2 separate regions of the Homo sapiens genome follow, and region 2 is linked to region 1. A link is an interaction called in ENCODE POLR2A ChIA-PET data of the cell type or tissue named here. Cell type or tissue: CD4-positive, alpha-beta T cell. All regions are shown on one strand.

Region 1 (2,500 bases):
TTTAGCCAATCATGGCTGCCAACTGTTCAAACTAGGTTCAAATAAGACAGACACAAGCTGTAACCAATCAGTCTGCCTCTGTACCTCACTTCCATTTTTTTGTATGTCACTGCCTTTTCTCTGGAGAGAAATACAACCTGCACATGTGGTGAGGCAGAGCATTTTTGGTCTGACATGCTGCCCAATTTTAGAATGGCAAATTAAAGCCAATTAAGATCTACACAACAAATCTAGTTATGTAGATCTTGATTGGTTAATTAAGTAATTTTTAGTAATTTTGTCTTTTATCAGAATCAAACTGTGGATTGTGATTTGAAGTGATCAAAAATTACTAGCTTTATCTGTCAGAATATGCTAGATTATGTTGCTATAAAAAATGACCAAAAAATGTTGGTGGGTTAACATAAAGGAATTTTATTACTGTTTCATCCAAAGTCCATTGTAGCCTGGAATGATTCTCTAAGATACTTGCCTCCACATGGTGGCTCAGTGATGCAGGCTGCTTTAACCTAACAACACCTTCATTTCAACAAAAAAACTTCACCATTGTCATAGCAGAGAGGGAGCATACTGGAGGGTCACTCACTGGCAATTAAATGCCTTGGTCTACATGTGACACACAGACCACAGGCACATGACCCTTTCCAAAAAGAGAGGAGAATGGGATGAGAGGAAGCACTAAACATCTCCACCGTACCACCCTCCCAGGGAGCTAGAAAATTCCATTAGTTATTGTTAGGGTAAATTTCAAAAGTTCTCTGACAGTATTAATTTATTAAGTCATTATCACCCAATAGCATATAAATCATAAATTATTTCATCAGTTTTGATTTAGTAACTAATATTTTGAAGGACTAAACAGCTGTGGGGAAAAATGAATTTTAAAATTCCTTTTCTAATTAAAAAAAAAAAAAAAAAAAAGCAGTCCAGGGATTTAGTGAAGCGGGACAGAATTATATGGGAGGCACTTCCGGGGTGGGGGAACAGCACTGGAGATGGATGGTGGTTGAGGCCGTGAATGTCAGAGAGAGGACTTTCCAAGGGAAGAAGGTGCTGAAAGAGGATGGAGGCTGTCATGACCATCGTCCTTGAATTTCCTCCACGTTGTCCATGTGAGCAGAGCACCTTTCAAATGTCTGTGGATATCACTTGAATGACACCAAGTTTTATCAAACCTTTGATTTTTCTGTCTGTCTGTGATGTGCCTTCCCTCCCCATCACCCTAGCAACGCTTTGAAAATAACTCGCTAGGCTAGACGATTGGGTTTCCTGTCACATTTTAGTGTCTGCCGTGCTGTGAAGACTGCGATGGCAGAGATACACATTGCGGAAGGAAGTCAAGCTTGTTTTCAGCATCAGTTGATTTATTAGATCCTTGATATTTTCCAGGCTACTACAGATACTTCTGTTGGCCTGGCATACCCAGGTGAAGCAACCCACCAAGGCTGGGAGCTTTGTTAATGTTTCACAGCTGAGTGTTTACCCAAGTCCTTTAAGCCATCTAGGACTATGGGATGGACTTAAACACTCTTCTCTTTGAGTTCTCCCACCTTTTCACTCTGAGCTGAAAATATTAGTGAAGAGCCACTTCTGTCCTCAGCAGGTATGATGTTTACTCTCAGACTAAAAAGTGCTATAAATGTTATAAGAACAAGATCTAAGGGTCTTGTTGACATATTCTAATGGAGTTTTCTTTAAAAAATGGGCTAACAGAGGTGTCACTTATTAGTCTAGTGCATGACTTTGGAGTCAGACTGCATGGATTCACATCCTGGTTCAATCACTTACTAATGATGTGGTCGTAGGCAATATACTTAATCTTTCTGAACCTCAGTTTCTTTAACTTTCAAATAAGGACAATTGCATCTACTTCAATACATTCAAAGCACATAGGAGACGTGCAATAAATATGAACTCTTATTGTTCTTGCTGTGCTTTCAAGATATTTCAGGGCCAGGAGGCTCATGCCTTTAATCCCAGCACTTTGGGAGGCCAAGGCAGGAGGATCCCTTGAGGTCAGGAGTTCAAGATAAGCATAGGCAACATAGCAAGACCTTTGTTCTACAAAAAAGAAAAAAATCACCGGGTCTGGTGGTGCAAGCTTGTAGTCCTACCTACTTGGGAGGCTGAGACAGGAGGAGTTTGAACCCAGGAGTTTGAGGCTGTAGTGAGCTATGATTGTGCCACTGCACTGCAGCTTGGACAAAAGAGCAAGACTATATCTCTTAAAAATAATGAGTAAATTAAAAGATTTCTGGAGAGAGGATCTGATAATTTGACATCTATGACTATCATCGTCATTGTCAGTAGTAACGCAAGATCTAACATGATAGTACTGGCATGTACTTCATTTTCCAAATCCATAAAATAGGACTAATGTTGTTGGCCCTTCCTGCCTTACTGGATTATGATATATAAATACATAAGTGAAGTAAAAGATGCTTGAAAATATATTTATACTATTGTAGATATGAGATATTGTCCATTGTCTTAGACCATT
Region 2 (2,500 bases), 180 kb after region 1:
TTTTTTTTTTTTTTTTTTTTTTGAGACGGAGTCTTACTGTGTCACCCAGGCTGGAGTGCGGTGATGCAATCTCAGCTTACTGCAACCTCCACCTCCCAGGTTCAAGCAATTCTCCTGCTTCAGTCTCCTGAGTAGTTGGGATTCAGCCACGCACCACCATGCCCCCATGACCGGCTAATTTTTGTATTTTTGGTAGAGATGGGGTTTCACCATGTTGGCCAGCTGGTCTCGAACTCCTGACCTCAAGTGATCCTTCTGCCTCAGCCTCCCAAGTGTTGGGATTACAGGCATGAGCCATTGTGCCTGGTCTCTTTTTCTTTTTTGAAACAGGGTCTCACTCTGTCACCCAGGCTGGAATGCAGTGGCACAAACACAGCTCACTGCAGCCTCGACTTCCTGGGCTCAAGTAATTCTCCCACCTCAGCCCCCAAAGTAACTAAGACTACAGGCACATGCCACCACAGCCGGCTTATCTTTGTATTTTGAATACAGACTGGGTTTTACCATGTTGCCCAGGCTGGTCACAATCTCCTGGGCTCAAGTGATCCACCCGCCTTGGCCTCCCAAAGTGCTGGGATTACAGGAGTGAACCACTGCACCTGGCCTCCAAGGCCCTTTTCTTGACCATGCATCCTGCTGGACTCCATCTGTATTCCTGGTCCCCATGAATCTGTTTCACAGTTCAAGCATCCTTCCCCCAACCCCTCATCAAGCCTTATGCTAGAGGAGACAGGATCTACCTCCTGTTGAGGAGGTATAATTTTTATTTCCCCAAACAAGAGCTTAAAGTTTATGGCCTTGGCAGTCCTACAGGGAATGGTCCATGATCATGAATAATAGAGGCTTTGTCACTATTACTCCAAATATCCAGAGGCAAAGTGAACAATTCTGACTTCATACTGTTTCCAAATCTCCAGAGGGCTGGCAGCATTGACAGAGCCAGGCAGAGCCCAGGCTTTGGTCATAAAGGCCTGGATTTGAATATTGGCTCTGTCATTCTTACTTTCTGTGTGACCTCGAGCAAGTTATTAAACCTCTTTTGGCCTCAGTTTCCATTGCTGTATTATGGGAACAATAGCTGCTTTGAAAGAGTGTTGTAAGAATTACAGAAAATTACATGTAAAATGTCTGGTATTCAGGAGGTAATCTGCTTCCCTGAATCCCCATCTTGCTTGTAGTTGTGAAGCTATGCAACTTTCCTTCCTCTAAGCATAGTCTGACTCGTATATGTGTAGTAGTGATATGTTACAGGAAAGAGGAAGCATTGCATTAGGCTGGGTGGGGTGAAGCAATGGACAGTAACCAGGGAAAAGATCAAGGTCGTACTCTTCCATAGCAACTTTCTTTTGCGTTTGGGTCTTAAGTAATGTTTGAGAAACCTTAAATTAACGAGAATAATTTGTCTTATGTTATTAAACTTCCTATATCAGGGTTGTATGAGTTAGCCAATGTTAGGAAAACATCACTATGGCCTTATACCTCTAGAAAAATGTTGTTTTATTCTTCTCGATACATTCAGTAATAATGCTGACAAGGCCGACAAAGTGTTGACTGGGAGAGGAAGTTATGGGACTTTCTGGAATATACAAATCAGAATGATTTACAATCATCATGTTGATGGTTTATCTAAATCTGCAGAAACTGCTAAAATGCTTAAAAGAGGCAAACATTTCCATTGTGAAGTAAGATAGAAAGAGAATCAGAACTTGAGAGTCAGACAGACCAGGGTTTGAATCCTCTTTCTTACTTGCTGAGTTACTTGGGGGAAGTTACTGAATTTTCTGATCCCCAAGGTTTCTTCACTTGGAATATAGAGAATATAATAATAACACCGGCTTCCTGGAGTCTTAGTTGCTGGTTTGCAAACTTGACTGTGCAGAGAAGCCCCTGAGGGGTTGCAAATTTGACTGTGCAGAGAAGCCACAGATCCTGGGCTCCAACTCTAGAGTTTTCTGATTCAGCAGGTTTGGGGTGGGGCTGAGAATTTGTATTTCTAACAGGTTCCAAGATGATGCTTTTGCTGCTGGTCCAGGGACCTCACTTTGAGGAGTGCTGGTTGTTATGAGTCTGGTTGTTAAGTGCTGGTTGTTAGTTGTTAAAGTAGAGAAAACCCCTAGCACAGTGCTTGGCACACACTAAAGCCATCATAAACCATAGTGATCATCAATGATGGTGCTCAGTAAGGATGATGATCTGATGCCTGAGTCACTGCAATCTTTCTGATATGGTACATTTTTTAAATTATTAGGTGTGGGCAGAAGAAAAAGCTAGTGATCAACAGTGGCAATGGAGCTGTGGAGGACAGAAAGCCAAGTGGACTCAACGGAGAGGCCAGCAAGTCTCAGGAAATGGTGCATTTGGTGAACAAGGAGTCGTCAGAAACTCCAGACCAGTTTATGACAGCTGATGAGACAAGGAACCTGCAGAATGTGGACATGAAGATTGGGGTGTAACACCTACACCATTATCTTGGAAAGAAACAACCGTTGGAAACATAACC

Evidence for each region. Peaks named below come from ENCODE experiments on the same cell type or tissue, not always from the same donor. Only the 100,000 strongest peaks of a DNase experiment are listed, where the experiment ranks them.
Region 2: POLR2A ChIA-PET joins it to region 1 with 5 read pairs; 3 of 35 experiments call an interaction of 5 or more read pairs at or near these places.

The regions. Positions count from the first base shown.
Region 1 is chr11:35,044,155-35,046,654 of GRCh38, forward strand. The region is part of intron 2 of LOC105376626 (a long non-coding RNA gene); the gene reads right to left. Among named protein-coding and RNA genes, the nearest start is that of CD44-DT, 93 kb to the right of the region's middle. In CD4-positive, alpha-beta T cell, no CTCF peak of the experiment used is centred here; DNase peaks (open chromatin) are centred at 27, 555 and 1,247; H3K4me3 peaks cover 736 bases; H3K27ac peaks cover 2,022 bases.
Region 2 is chr11:35,226,881-35,229,380 of GRCh38, forward strand. CD44 (CD44 molecule (IN blood group)) reads left to right here. Exons shown (of 18, transcript NM_000610.4): 18 at 2,249-2,500. The coding sequence ends at 2,453. Among named protein-coding and RNA genes, the nearest start is that of CD44-AS1, 13 kb to the left of the region's middle. In CD4-positive, alpha-beta T cell, no CTCF peak of the experiment used is centred here; a DNase peak (open chromatin) is centred at 1,260; H3K27ac peaks cover 489 bases.